2 separate regions of the Homo sapiens genome follow, and region 1 is linked to region 2. The links are chromatin loops, found by intact Hi-C in ENCODE. Cell type or tissue: B cell. All regions are shown on one strand.

Region 1 (8,000 bases), 62 kb after region 2:
CAATTCATGAAAACAAGTCTGAAATATCTACTATACATATATAATTCTATAATGGTACCAATTCTATCCTGTAATGAGTATAGTCCTGTAAATTATCCTAGACCTGTAATGAGCACCCCACAGCCTACCTGCCAACCTTGCTTCATAATCTATTTTCAGAATAAAAAACCAGAAAGCTTTCTTCATGTTGCTACTTCTCATGTATACTTAGATATTAACATCTTAGTGGATGAAAGCAATACTGATTTTCTTGAGGACAGTCTTATTTTCATTAAAAGGAGACAACGTTAAAAAAAAAAAGGTTTTTCAAAATCCTAAGCAAGATTATTTTTATTTTGTATTGTTTAAAAGTTTAGTTTTCTGGATTAGCTCTCATACAAAAGAATGATTGGAATTAAGGAAGGAAATAGTTCATATCCCCTGAAAGATGTAAGTAGGCTGGCAGACACAAGACATACAGTTCCGAATCCTGTGCCTAACAATTCAAACAAGGCACTTTAAAAGTATCTATTGAATAAATGGCTCTCAGTTTTTCCTATCCTGCACTCAGAATTAGTTTTTTGTTTGTTTGTTTGTTTGTTTTTGAGACGGAGTTTTGCTCTTGTCGCCCAGGCTGGAGTGCAGTGGCGTGATCTCGGCTCACTGCAACCTCCGCCTCCTGGGTTCAAGCAATTCTCCCGCCTCAGCCTCCTGAGTAGCTGGGATTACAGGTGCCCGCCACCACGCCCAGCTAATTTTTTGTATTTTTAGTAGAGATGGGGTTTCGCCATGTTGGGCAGGCTAGTCTCGAACTCCTAACCTCAGGTGATCCACCTGCCTCAGCCTCCCAGTGCTGGGATTACAGGTATGAGCCACCGCGCCCCGCCCAGAATTAGTTTTAACATACGCTAATATGAACACACGAATTACTTGTATTCACTGTTAAACCCTTAATCACAAAAGCTACACTCATGTTAAAGAGTATAAAATTTTTCCTGGAGAAAAAAAAAAAACAGATCATAAGCCTGATTCTCATGTTTACTTTTATGATCTATTAAGTCTGATTCTCACTTTTACTTTTATGTCTTCCCTTTTTTCTTTCCCAGGAGTCTACTGACAAAAGCCAAAGGTTGCTGCTAGTTTCAGCTTCCTGGTGTTCCTCATTATTTTCAAAAATGTCTGACTGCATCTTTTGGACATTATAAAAACCACAGTAGGAAAAAACGCCAGCTATTTCAATGGACCAACAAAGTGAGACTCCAAAGTGGTAAGTTCTGATGCTCAACTTCAGCATTATCAGTCTCAGCCTCTCAATCAATAAGCACACTATACTGGAGTTTTCACAAAGAATGGATAAGTAAAATGCCTAATAACATTACTACCACATAGGGTCTACAGCAATCAACACCAAATATTACACAGAATAAAACCATCAAAAAACCAGATGGTTACTCTTTCAGAAACTTAAAGAGGCAGAGAACAGAAGTTCTTAAGTAGAACATTTAAAAAAAAAAAAAAAAAAAGATAGGCATGGTAAGTACCCAGGGACAAAACAGGAAGACTGATCATTTAAGCTCCAGAGGGACATTCCAAAGTTTCACTCTAATTCACACCATAAAAGGGACGTGGGAGGGTGGACTCTGAGTGCTCTGCCCTTAAAGAGAACGTTAAAATACAGCCTCTCCTCCATTTCAGTTCTAGCCTAAAATCCCCAAAGCTGTGAGGCTAATGTTGCCAAAGGACCGAGTGAAGTTTAAGAAACAAGTTCTCGGCCAGGCTCACGCCTGTAATCCCAGCACTTTAGGAGGCAGAGGCGGGTGGATCACGAGGTCAGGAGTTTGAGACCAGCCTGGCCAACATGGTAAAACCCCGTCTCTACTAAAGATACAAAAAATTAGGTGGGTGTGGTGGTGGGCACCTGTAATATCAGCTACTCTGGAGGCTGAGGCAGGAGAATCACTTGAACCCAGGAGACAGAGGTTGCAGTGAGCCAAGATCGTGCCACTGCACTCCAGCCTAGCGACAGAGCAAGACTCCGTCTTAAAAGAAAAAAAAAGGAAAGAAAACGAAACAAGTTCTTGGCCAGGCACAGTGGCTCACGCCTGTAATCCCAGCACTTTGGGAGGCCAAGGTGGGTGGATCACCTAAGGTCAGGAGTTCGAGACCAGCCTGGCCAACGTGATGAAACCCCATCTCTACTAAAATTACAAAAATTAGCCGAGCGTGCTGGCAGGCGCCTGTAATCCCAACTACTAAGGAGGCTGAGACAGGAGAATCGCTTGAACCCAGGAGGTGGAGGTTGCAGTGAGCCGAGATCACACCACTGTACTCCAGCCTGGGTGACAAGAGCAAAACTCCATCTCAAAAAAAAAAAAGAAACAACTTCTCAACACACCCAGCCAAGAACAGTGGAACTGTTCACAAGACCCAGGTTCTGTTTATTTCTCTGCCACAAGCAGGAACAAGACACAAGACAGATCTGTTAAACTAATACTCTTTACTAAATACTCCAGGGCAAGAATAAATAGCTAGAACAAGTCTGTGGCCAGGCAAATAGCTTCACCTCAGAGGGCTTCAGGTTTTGCATCTGCAAAATTCCATGATTCAAAATTCATGTTTCCATCTTAAAATAAGATGGAAAACAAGGTTATGTGATACTAAATCAAGAAGGTATACTATGAATTGTAAAATTCCAATGTCAAGTTTCCATTCTGTGTGTACTCGTCTACTTTTATAATCTAAGGAGGCAACTGCTAAAATACTGTACAAGGCATTGAAAAAATTTAACAATATAAGACTTTACTGGCCAGGCACAGTGGCTCATGCCTGCAATCCCAGCACTTTGGGAGGTCGAGGCAGGTGGATCACCTGAGGTCAGGAGTTCGAGATCAGTCTGGCCAATGTGGTGAAACCCGTCTCTACTAAAAATACAAAAATTAGCCAGGTGGGGTGGTGGGCACCCCAGCTACTCGGGAGGCTACTCGGGAGGCTGAGGCAGGAGAATTACTTGAACCTGGGAGGCAGAGGTTGCAGTGAGCTGAGATCGTGCCATTGCACTCCATTCTGGGCGACAACAGGGTAACGCTGTCTCAAAAAAAAAAAAAAGACATTACTTATGTCATTAAACCTAAAACAAAGCATAAACCTAAAATGTTTCAACCTCTCTCATAAGACAGATGTCTTTTTCTAAAACACCTTCAGTTTGTAGCTGTACACATTCCAGTACGTTGAAAATGACAAACTTGGCCGGGCGCGCTGGCTCACGCCTGTAATCCCAGCACATTGGGAGGCCGAGGCAGGCGTATCATGAAGTCAGGAGATCGAGACCATCCTGGCTAACACGGTGAAACCCCATCTCTACTAAAAATACAAAAAATTAGCCGGGCGTGGTGGCAGGCGCCTGTAGTCCCAGCTACTAGGGAGGCTGAGGCAGGAGAATGGCGTGAACCCGGGAGGCGGAGCTTGCAGTGAGCCGAGATCGTGCCACTGCACTCCAGCCTGGGCGACAGAGTGAGACTCCGCCTCAAAAAAAAAAAAAAAAAAAAAATGACAAACTTCTTTTTCTCCCCAGCAGTAACATGTCTGACAGGTAAAAATACACAGCTTATCAAAAATACACATTTGGAAACTATGAAAATCTAATTTTTTTTCATTCTACCATACGTTTCACTTCAGGCCCAACTTATTAGTTTCAATTCTGCTTGTGCTCTATTTCTAGTCAGTTTCACTTCTGAATTTTCTACCACAAAGAATTGTGATCCTGTAGAGACATTTTAAAGTAAACACTAAATAAACATAGCTTTTCCTTTCAAAAAAAAAAAAACTCATTTTCACAGGAAAAAGAGAAACAAACAAAAAACATAAATTCCTAATAGCATTTTGTCACATAAAAATAATGATTTCAAGATGCTGATATCTTAAGTTTCTGAGGCTTCCTCATATCATTTTATTTATAAGAGCCAAACCAGCACAAAAAATTGCCATCATTTTACTTTTTAGATACTCAACTATATATTACATTTTTTCTTCGAGTTACAAGGGGCTTAGTAAATATTTGCAGAAGGAATGAATGTACACGGCATGGTAGTGCATTGCGTGAGGCACATGTTCCTGATAAGATGAACGGCCTTGCCAATAAAGCTGATTTTTTTTTTAGTAATAGAAAAATGATTAAATTAGATTAGCAAAAGTAGGGTATCCAAATAAACATAAACACAGAAAGGGAAAATATTTATCCTATACAGCAAAATCAAGCTTTAGATCTACTTTTCTGCTTCTATCATGTTTTTTTGCATGGGTTTCAATACCACTGAATCCAATCTTTCCTTGTTCTCTTTAGGCTGTAAAGTTCTTCAAGGGAAAGACTCATAAACAAAAAAACTGTACATGAGTTCCTACTAAATCATCAGCACAGTGTTAGGCACAAGTGCTGTAGGAAATAAAATATAAAGCCTGATGGTCCCAAACTCTGAGGTACTTAAAACTTTTCACCAGAACCCTGCAAAGAATGGGTGTCTAGGGCAAACAGGAAACACCTAGATTGTAGTCCCTTTGTTGACACTCTGTGTGACTTTAAGTTACCGGCCCAGTGCAGTCGCTCATGCCTGTAATACCAATGCTTTGGGAGGCCAAGGCGGGAGGATTGCTCGAAGCCAGGAGGTAGAGACCAGCCTGGGCAATATAGCAAGACTCTGTCTCTACAAAAATTAAAATTAAAAAATGAACCAGGCATGGTGGTGTGCACCTGTGGTCCCAGCTACTTGGGAGGCTGAGGCACATAATTTGAGTCCAGGAGTTAGAGGCTGAAATGAGCCATGATTTAATCTCCCATACAGAAAAATTCCAAATAATTTATGTAGATACTCTACCCTCAAGAAGGGGGAGCACAGATCTCACTCAAGTGTGGACTACACATAGTGACTTCCTTCCAAAGACTACAGTATAGAGGGAAGGGGAGGAAGAGTAACCTTATAGCAGAGAAACCTGACAAACACTACCTGTGGCCCTTCAATTTACAATAATAAATATATACTTTGGTCTTTGTACACAGTTCCTGGTGCAGAGCTCTTAAAACCTCTGTCATTCCCTGGGTGCCATAGGGGTACTAGGAGAATCTTTACTTTTCATATTTGGTCTTTGACCCCAGTTCCAGACACAACGCCTAGTCCCTCAGCGTTTCCTAGGTGAGGAACATCCTTTGTTCTAATGAGACAACTCTTGGTGAGCTCCTAGAAGGAGAATGGTCACCAGAAAGACCAGGCCATGATCAGAAGCTTGGAACTTTCAGCCCCACTCCCCATCCTCCAGGAAGGGGAGAGGGGCTGAAGACTGACTTAATAATTGATCATGCCTACATGATGAAGCCTCCATACAAATCACAGAACTACAGGTTTTGGAGAGTTTCTGGGTTGCTGAACATGTGGAGGGTGGAGCTGCCATGAGAGGGCATGAAAGCTCTGGGCCACTTCCCCCATACTGTTCCCTATGATATCTTCCATCTGGCTGCTCGTCTGTATCCTGTGTAATATTGTTTATTTAAAAAAAAAAAAAAAACAGTAAGTGCAAGCAAGGTGCTTTCTTGAGTTCCGTGAGCTGCTCTAGTAAATGACTGAGCCTGAGGAGGGGAACATAGGAACCCCCAATTTATAGCCAGTCGGTAAGAAGTTCCAGAGACCCAGACTTACGTCTGGCATGTGAAGTAGGGGACAGTTTTATGGGTCTGAGCCTTTAACTTGTGGAATATGATACTAACTCTAAGGAGATTGTGGCAGAATTGAATTGAATCATAGGACACCATATTGGTGTTCACTGGAGGATCGCTTGGTGTGTGGGGAAAAAGCCCCACACATCTAATGTCAGAAGGGTTATGCTGATAGTATAACAGTGTAATAGGAGAAAACAGCTAGTTTGCCTTTCCTATCATATGCTACCACAGCTGGTGATGATAAAAGTTAGAATCAACAGTGATAAATCAGCCAGGCATGGTGGCTCATGCCTGTAATACCAGCACTTTGGGAGGCCAAGGTGGGTGGATCACCTGAGGTCAGGAGTTCAAGACCAGCCTGGCCAACATGGTGAAACCCCGTCCTACTGAAAATAGAAGAATTAGCTGGGCATGGTGGCGGGTGCCTGTAATCCCAGCTACTCAGGAGGTTGAGGCAGAAGAATTGCTTGAACCTGAGAGGTAGAGGTTGCAGTGAGCTGACATTGTGCCATTGCACTCCAGCCTGGGCAACAAGAGCGAAACTCTGTCTCAAAAAAAAAAAAAAAAAAAACAGTGATAAATCATGTTAATAATATGTACGTAATATATGAAAATGGCACTTTACCTCTTAAGTCTTGCTCCCAAAACACCACCACCCTAGTCTAATCATAAGAAAAAACATCAGACTAATTCCAGAAGAGTGGCATCCTACAAAACACCTGACCAATACTCAAAACTGTCAAGGCCATCAAAAACAAGGAAAGTCTGAGGAACTGCCACAGCTAAGAGGAGGCAAGAGACAGGACAACTAAATACAATGTGGTATCCAGACAGGATCCTGGCACGGAAGAAGGACATCAGGTAAAAACTAAGGGTTGGCTGGGTGTGGTGGCTCATGCTGTAATCTCAACACTGCTTTGGTTGGCCAAGGCAGGAGGATCTCTTGAGCCCAAGAGTTTGAGACCAGAGTGAGACTCATTTCTACGAAAAATTTTCAAATTAGCTGGGCGTGGAGGCACATGCCATTGTAGTCTCAGCTACTTGCGGGGGTGCTGAGGTGGGAGGATCACTTGACCCCAGGAAGTCAAGGCTGCAGTGAGCCATGATCATGCCACTGCACTTTAGCCTGGGCAACAGAGTGAGACCCCGTCTCAAAACAAATTAGCAAACAAACAAAGGACCCATCAAGAGATGAATGAATAAACAAAATGTAGTATATACATACAACGGAATACCATCTGCCTTAAAAAAGGAATGAAATTCTAACATACCCTGCAACATGGATGAACCTTGAAAACATTGCAAAGTGAAATAAGCCAAACATAAAAGGACAAATACTGTATAATGCCACTTATATGAGGTACCCAGAATAGTGAAGTTCATAGAGACAGAAAGTAGAACAGAATTTACCAGGGGCTGGTAGGAGGCGAGAATGGGGAGTTGTTTTCTGTTTGGGATGATGTAAACATTCTGGAAATATACAGTGATGATGGTTGTATAACATTAAGTATGTTTTTAATGCCACTATATTGTATACTTAAAAATTATTTAAACAGCAAATTTTATGTTGTACATATAGTTAATCACATTTAATCACAGTCTTCCAGGCTGGAGTGCAGTGGTGCAATCAGGGCTCACTGCAGCCTTGACATCAATCCTCCTGCCTCAAGCAATCCTCCTGCCTCACCCTCCCAAAGTGCTGGGGTTACAGGCATGACTCACCAGGCCTGGCCACAGTTGTTCAGAACTAAGAAAATCTAAATGAACTATGGACTTTTTTAGTCAATAATATATAAATATTGATTCATTAATTCTAACAAATGTACCATATGTCAAGGCAGATGTTAAGAATAAGTGAGGCCGGGTGCGGTGGCTCATGCCTGTAATCCCAGCACTTTGGGAGGCCAAGGCAGGTGGATCACCTGAGCTCAGGAGTTCAAGACCAGCCTGGCCAACATGGCAAAACCTCATCTCTACCAAAAATACAAAAATTAGCCAGGAACAGTGGTGCATGCCTGTAATCCCAGCTACTCAGGAGGCTGAGGCAGGAGAATCGCTTGAACCTGAAAGGCGGAGGTTGCGGTGAGCGGAGATCGCACCACTCCACTCCAGCTTGGGTGACAGAGTGAGACTCCGTCTCAAAAAAAAAAAAAAAGAATAAGTGAAACTAGGTATAGAGTATATGGGAACTTTCTGTACTATCTTCTCAATTTTTCTATAAGTATAAAATTTTCTGGCTGGGCGTAGTGGCTTATGCCTATAATCCCAACACTTTGGGAGGTCAAGGCGGGAGGATATCTTGAGGCCAGGAGTTTGA
Region 2 (8,000 bases):
CATCACTCTGACCTTCCTTTAGTCCCTAAAACTCATCATGTTCCCTTCTATTTCATGGCCTTCCAACATGTTAACCTCCTCTGGCTGAAATGCTCTCTCTATTCAGCCCCTACTCCCTACTCCCTTTACACAGTTCACTTCTATTCATCATCTGGAGTGTAGCTTTAAAAGTCAAGTCCCCAAGAAGACCTTTCTTGAGCCCTTAGAATAGGTTAGGCCCTCATTATATGCTTATATAGCATTTACCACCATTTGTGTTTACATGTTTATCTGTTAGATTACTGTATCAGTGTTTGCCTCTTGCATATATACTCCACAACAGCAGGAAATTATCCATTTGCTCACCACTGTGTTCTTAGCACTTGGAGTACAGTACAGTGGCTGACATACAGCAGGCGCTCAATAAAATGTTGTTGAATAAATGAAGTACTCTAAGCAACAGCATTTCAGACAACCAAGAGCTATGAAGCAACATGATCACTAAGAGCAAATAATGCACAGGGTTGTTGGGTAGAACACCATAGTAGAATAGAAAAAGCACAGGCTTTAGAGGCAGGCAACCTGAAATTTCAGCTCAGCTACTTTCTAGATGGGTGAACCTACGAAGCTCATCTCAAACAACTTTTTTCCTTAACTATAAAATGGAGAGGACAAAACAAACCACATTGGTTTTGGCTAGTATTAAGTGAGGAAAAGGACAAGAATCACCTGGCACAGTACCATAGATAGTAGGTACTTGGTAAATGTGAATTCGCTTCCCTTTCCTTTCTCTAATAACTTTTAGATGTAGAGATAATGCTGACTATAAAACAACCGATTCATAGTTTCTTAAATGTATTGAAAGTTATAAAAGATATCTGAAACATTTCATAAAACTGTATTGCATTTAATCAAAATTCACCATCCTTTCTTAACCCCCAAAGAGTTATGTAGAATAAGAGAAAACAGCTAGCTCCAGATTTCCTGTAGAAAAATTAATATAATCTGGATTTAGAAAAGATGGACTGGATGGTTATGTGCCTTACAGAATGAGTTTTCCCATTAAAAAGCATCCACCTTAAGCCACACTAAGCAACAAATTTAAAGCATGATTCTATTTACACAGAGTTTTCAGGATTATATCTACCCTGTACACCTGCAAGGCACACCTGCACTAAACAAAATTCATAACATTAGAAGGATCTTCTTACCTTATGTTCAAATGGAGCACCATAGTATCCATCATTCAGCCCAAAAATTATTTCATTTTGGTTTCGGGCATGAATCTAAGAGAGGAGGAAAATACAGTATTTGTTATTTTTATTCCGATCATGTTTTAATACAACCAGAGAATGACAGTTACAACAGGATCTACTTCAATACTGAGAAACCGGCTGACTACATCTAAACATACTAGCAGAAAACCAATCACTATTCAAAAGACCAGGTGATCAATTCAGCATTTCCTGCTTTAGTCAAAGGCCTTGCAAAACTATCACATGCAATCACAGGCACCATCACTCACATATCTTTCACAAACATTTCTTGAGGTTGTTATGGAATGGCTATTCCTGAACAATAGGGTATTCAGAGGCATATTCTACCCTCTCTAACCCCAAAGAAAACACAATTTATTAATTCTAAAAGTATTTTTTTTTAACATGAAGCCTAGGCCTGGCACAGTAGCTCACGCCTATATTCCCAGCACTTTGGGAGGCAGAGATGGGCAGATAGCTTAAGCTCAGGAGTTCAAGACCAGCCTGGGCAACATAGCAAGACCTCTTCTCTACAAATAACAATAACAATAAAAAATATTAGCCGGGCATGATGGTGCACGCCTGTGGTCCCAGCTACTCGGGAGGCTGTGGTGGGAGGACTGCCGGAGCCTGAGTGGTCAAGGCTTCAGTGAGCCATGATCACACCACTGCACTCCAGCATGGGTGAGGGAGCACAACCTCGTCTTAAAAATAAGAAAAAAAATGAAGCCCTAGAAAAACATAAAAGATTAATATATTCTATTTTCAAAAAGGCAATTTTTAAAAAAGCAATAGTATCCAATCCCTAAAGTCTTAAATGTCTGCAAACCACTCTCTTTTATTACTGTCTGCAAACCACTCTCTTCTATTATTGTCTGCAAACCACTCTATTTCAGATGAGGTGAGCTGCAGTCATTGCATCCCAAATTAAACTTCATTTAAAAGGTGGAAGAATAAAACTTTAAAAATTAAGGAACTGAGGCCAGACACCGGTAGCCTGTAATCCCAGCACTTTGGGAGGCCGAAGCGGGCGGATCACTTGAGGTGAGAAATTCGAGACCAGCCTGGCCAACATGGCGAAACCCCGTCTCTACTAAAAATACAAAACTTGGGGCCCGGCGCAGTGGCTCATGCCTATAATCCCAGCACTTTGGGAGGCCAAGGCGGGTGGATCACGAGGTCAGGAGATCGAGACCATCCTGGGTAACACGGTGAAACCCCGTCTCTACTAAAAATACAAAAAATTAGCTGGGCGTGGTAGCGGGCGCCTGCAGTCCCAGCTACTCGGGAGGCTGAGGCAGGAGAATGGCATGAACCCGGGAGGCAGAGCTTGCAGAGAGCCGAGATTGTGCCACTGCACTCCAGCCTGGGAGACAGAGCGAGACTCCGTCTCAAAAAAAAAAAAAAAAACCTGCGCCAGGCACGCTGGTTCAAGCCTGTAATCCCAGCACTTCGGGAGGCCAAGGCGGCGGATCACTTGAGGTCAGCAGTTTGTGACCAGCCTGGCCAACATGGTGAAACCCCGTGCCTACTAAAAACACAAAATTTAGCCGGGCATGGTGGCGGGCGCCTGTAATCCCAGCTACTCGGGAGGCTGAGGCAGGAGAATCGCTTGTACCCGGGAGGCGGAAGTTGCAGTGAGCCGAGAGCACGCCGCTGCACTCCAGCCTGGGCGACCAAGCAAGACCTTGTCTCAAAAAAAAAGAAAGAAAGAAAAAGAAATTAGCTGGGCGTGGCAGTGCACATCTGTAATTCCAGCTACTAGGGAGGCTGAGTGAGGCAGGAGAATTGTTTGAACCCGGGAGGCGGAGCTTGCAGTGAGCCGAGATCACGCCACTGCACTCCAGCCTGGGCGACAGAGCGAGACTCCGTCTCAAAAAAAAAAAACAAAATTAAGGAACTCAGATTAAAAAAAAAACTCGAAGTAGTATAAAGTGTCCAACTATGAAATATATAAATAGCTTTAGTTACTTCATCAGAAAGAGTTGTGGCAAAAAAAAAAAAAATTCTTCTGCCGTGAAGGTTTTAAGTGAAAGTTCAAGTGGGGGAAAGACAAGAGGGACTACCAGAACAGAATCTCTCCTTTCTCTACCTAGAGATGGAAAATAGTCAAAGCCAGCAGCAGAAGATTCCTGTGAACACTTCCCTGACTTCTGTATCTCCTACCTCTATCACCAAAGCAAAATTAATCACATACTCCCTGTTTATCCACATCATTTACTGAACTGAATACAATACCAAAAGATAAGTCTGCAATCATAAGTTTAAAATAAAAACTATAAATCAATCTCAAGGAGTTTTTCACCTTGGAAAAGAGAAAACATTATGAAAGCAGTCTCAAGATTAGAAGGATCCTGAAATTTAATAAACATAAAACATTTTTACACATATATACCTGGGGAAAAAAAGATTAAAATTATATTCACCAAAATGTTAACAATGGTTACAGCTGGGCAGAAGAATTACGTGTAATTTTTTATTCTCTTTTCTGTGCTTTTCTAAATTTTCCAAATTGTCCACAAACAAAATTAGAAGAAAATAAAAATATACACTTAAAGAAAGGGATGGGAGAGTATGGGGAGAAACAAATCTAACATGAAGGTAAAGTTCTCAAAGTGTAAACTTCATGAAGACGTGCATTAAAATAGTTTGTTGAAAAATAAGAAACAATATAGTACTAGTACTTGAAAAGATACGGGGTTAAAAAGTAAGTAACCTGAGTTCTAATTCCAACTTTAACTGTTTCTTAAGGAACTCTTCAGAGAAGGGAACTCTGACTTGTTTTACAGCCCTGGTACCCCTACTCTATCCAACATATAGTAGTTTATCAATGTTAATGGTATATACTTTAATTCCTTCATCAGCCAAAAACCAGAAAACATTTCCTGCCCTACCTTGCATGAGTGTCATAAAAACGGTGAGATAATAAGATATGAAAGTATTTTTGGAAATTAGATGTAAAAAACATTGATTAAAAAATCTAATAATGTATTAGGAATAAGGCAACCATAAAACTCAGAAAGATCCCTTTGTTCCTGACTAATAAATATGCTTAACAAAACTGGCTGTATCATATTGCACACTACTGTGCACATTTCCGAACTGCTAAATTATGCTAATAAGCGTAATGTGTACTATCCTTTACTTATCAATTATAGGTTAATGGCCTAACAATAATTGTATTAGAATCCTAATATGGAAACTATAGAACTTAGAACTTAACCACAACCTCGTATTTTGATATCTTTACGAAAAACAGCATACTTTTTAAGACAGCTGCTAGGATTAGTGAAATGAATAATACATACAGTCTGAGCAATGAAACAACTAATGGCCTAAATCCACCAAACACTGCGCGATCTTTGGCAAATCACTGAATCTTTCTGAGCTTCTGTTTTCTTAAATACTGAGGAAGAAAACAATACTTGTTCACATGATCTTCAAAAAGCTTCAGGTCATTGTATGTATGTAAAAAGATACCCAAACACTGAAGAGGTATACAATTGTTGTTGTTATTAATACAAAGTTCTAACCACTTAAACTAAGCACAAGAATTTCTTCCATAACACGCAAGTTAGGATGATACATGACCCATGTAAGCAATCTACAAAAGAAATCTACCAAAAAAAAGTACCAGATTTGATTTTTGAGTTTAGCAAGGGTGTAGAATACAAGCTCAGTACAGAGATATATATTTCTACATATACTAGCAAAAAAAATTGAAAACAGAAATATTAAAAAAGAAATACCATTTAAATTAGCATAAAAATCTATAGGTATAAATCTAACAAAATATGTGCAAGATCTGTATGCTGAAAACTACAAGAAAATTTTTATAAATGGAGAGACATATCTATAGACTGAAAGACTCAATACTATTAAGAAGTTAATTCTCCCCAAATTTTCTTAGATTCAACATCTATCAAAATCCCAGGATTTTTATAGAAATGGACAAACTGTTCTAAAGTGTATATGGAAAGGCCAAAGACCTAGAATAGCCAGAAATTTTTTGAAAAAAGAACAAAGTTGAAGAACTCATTGACTGAATTCTAGACACATTTTAAAACTACAGTAATCAAGACAATTTGGTATTGGCATTAAGACAGAAATACAGATCAATGAAACAGAACCACACAAATGATTCTCAACTACTGATTTTCAACAAAGATGACAAGGTAATTCAATGGAGAAATAATAGCCTTTGCAACAAAGAGTACAGGAACAATTGTTCATCCATCTGCAAAACAATGAACCTTGCACTTTATATAGAAAATTCAAAATGGATCATTGATGTAAATGTAAAACCTAAAACTATAAAACTTCTAGAAGAAAACTTACAAAAGAAAACAAAGGAAAAAGTCTTTGTGACCTTGGGTTAGGCAAAGATAAGACACAAAAAGCATGTAACACAACAGCAAAAACTGACATAGTGGACTTCACCAACATTAAAAAATGAAAAGACAAGCCACAAACTGGCAGAAAATATTGGAAAATACATATCTTATAAAGGACTGATTTATATCCAGAATACATAAAGAACTTTACAACTCAATAATTCAAACAACCCAATTAAAAATGAGCAAAAGATCTGAACACTTCACACAGAGAGAGAGAGAGAAAGAGAGAGAGAGAGAGAGAGAGAGAGACTGATCTCAAATAGACTTTTTGCTTACAAGGCTCAATTTAATTTTGTCATTAGGAAAATTCAAATTAAAACTACAATGAGATACCACCTCAAAATTTAAAAAGACTGGCAATCACAAGTGATAGCAAAGATGTGAAACAAACAGAACTATTATACATTGCTGATGGGAATGCAGGATGTTATAGTCACTTTGGAAAACTGGCAGTTTCTTATAAATTTCAACATACATTTACCATTAGACCCATCAATTCCATTCCTGGAGATTTACCCAAAAGAAACACAAAGACCTATATTTAAATATTCATAGTAGCTTTATTTATTATGGTGGTGGTTACTCAACTCTATCGGTTTTTCAAATTCATTGAATTGCACACTTTAAAAAGGGTGGATTTTATGACATGTAAATTGTACCTCAATAAACCTAACTTAAAAAAAATACTTTATTCAGAAGTCATTCCTCCCTGATTCTATACAAGCTGGTCTAAATATCTCTTCCCCGTACGACTCTCACAGCTCTCTATGAAGGTATTCATCAATCATCAGTACACCGGGTCTAAGAACCTTGTCCTACAAATCTCTGGATCCTTAACACAAAGAACAATGCCTGGTAGAAAGTATATGATCTATCAATGAACCTAACTGATTCTGGCTATTATCCTAAAACATCTTAGCCTCATGTTCCTCCAAAACTTTATAACTCTATTTAATCTTATTTTTAGCAGTATGTTACTTGTTATAGCTATTTTATAGATAAGTTTTGACTTTCTACAATGATCTTAAGTTTCTATCTGGCTTTAAGAAACATGTTTTTTCTTTTTTTTTTTTCTTTTCTTTTTTTTTTTTTGTTCTCTGTTACTCCAGCATAACTGACTTTATATGAAGACACCTGAATGCCAACTCTCTGAAAGTAGGGCTGGTTAGATATAAGCTCAGCTGGGTATGGCAACAAGACCACCACCGAAGGAAAGTGTGACTTGAAAAACATGATGAAACCCATCTTCACTAGCCAAAAAAGCCCTTCAGGCCTAGAGCCCTGCAACCAGAACGTTAAGAAGCACCATCCTCCATGAAATATAGATACTTTCAAGTAGAAGAGAAACAAGTACTTAATATCAGAGTCTATCCAAAGAGAGCCAAGTATGGTATGTGGGAAGATAGATGGGATATATACCCCAGTGCAGGGATCTGGTTGGTCAGTCTAAAGGCAACAAGTACCTGGTAGCAAAAAAGAAAACAAAGGCCCTGGCCTAAACCAAAAGTCATTATTTTCTAAGTTTTAATTAAGATAATCCCTAAAACAGAGAAAAAAATTAAGATTTTTTAAAAAATGTTTAAATTGTAGTTTAGAATGTAGTTTAAAGAACATATATATTATATGCACTGTTCTGGTCACTATAGGACACAAAATAAAAAAAATATGTTAAAAGCATGATCTCACTTGTCCGTGGAATCTAAAAAAGTTGAACTCATAGAAGTAGAGAGTAGAATGGTGGTTAGCAGGAGCTGCGTGGAGGGGAGGAGGCTTGGGAAGATGCTGGTCAAAGGATACAAAATTTCAGTTAAATAGGAGGAATAAGTTCACGAGACTACAGCATGGTGACTACAGGTAAAAAATTTAAAAATAAAAAGTATGGTAAGCAAAATGAGCACAGAGATTTTTAGTTTTTTTTAGATTTTCAAAAAAAATTTTTTTTTTTTTTTGAGATAGAGTCTCACTCTGTCACCCAGGCTGGAGTGCAGTGGCGCCATCTCGGTTCATTACAACCTCCACCTCCCCGGTTCAAGCAATTCTCCCACCTCAGCCTCCTGAGTAGCTGGGATTACAGGCACATGCCGCTGTGCCCAGTTAATTTTTGTATTTTTAGTAGAGACAGGGTTTGCCATGTTGGCCAGGCTGGTATCAAACTCCTGGCTTCAAGTGATCCTCCCGCCTCAGCCTCCCAAACTGCTCCCAAGGTTACAGGCATGAGCCACCACACCTGGCCCAGATTTTCAGATTTTTAACCTGAAAAAATGCAGAATTAAGTTGTTTCTTTAATAAGAAACATCTCAGAAAGTATTATATTGAATAAATATGAAGAAAGCATCAAGATGTTTATAGATAATCTATGACTAATATT

What was found. Hi-C counts contacts between places; a loop is a spot of excess contacts. Peaks named below come from ENCODE experiments on the same cell type or tissue, not always from the same donor. Only the 100,000 strongest peaks of a DNase experiment are listed, where the experiment ranks them.
Region 1: a loop joins it to region 2, with 7 times the contacts of the local background. A loop is called at or near these places in 2 of 110 quality-filtered maps.

Annotation. Positions count from the first base shown.
Region 1 is chr11:75,820,196-75,828,195 of GRCh38, reverse strand. The region is part of intron 1 of UVRAG (UV radiation resistance associated); the gene reads right to left. Among named protein-coding and RNA genes, the nearest start is that of UVRAG, 9.0 kb to the right of the region's middle. RefSeq lists an enhancer at 3,701-3,780. In B cell, no CTCF peak of the experiment used is centred here; DNase peaks (open chromatin) are centred at 1,565, 3,166, 3,645, 5,453 and 3 weaker places; H3K4me3 peaks cover 4,091 bases; H3K27ac peaks cover 8,000 bases.
Region 2 is chr11:75,882,094-75,890,093 of GRCh38, reverse strand. UVRAG (UV radiation resistance associated) reads right to left here. Exons shown (of 15, transcript NM_003369.4): 5 at 1,191-1,265. Among named protein-coding and RNA genes, the nearest start is that of UVRAG, 71 kb to the right of the region's middle. RefSeq lists an enhancer at 3,053-3,102. In B cell, no CTCF peak of the experiment used is centred here; DNase peaks (open chromatin) are centred at 2,963 and 3,313; H3K4me3 peaks cover 835 bases; H3K27ac peaks cover 5,119 bases.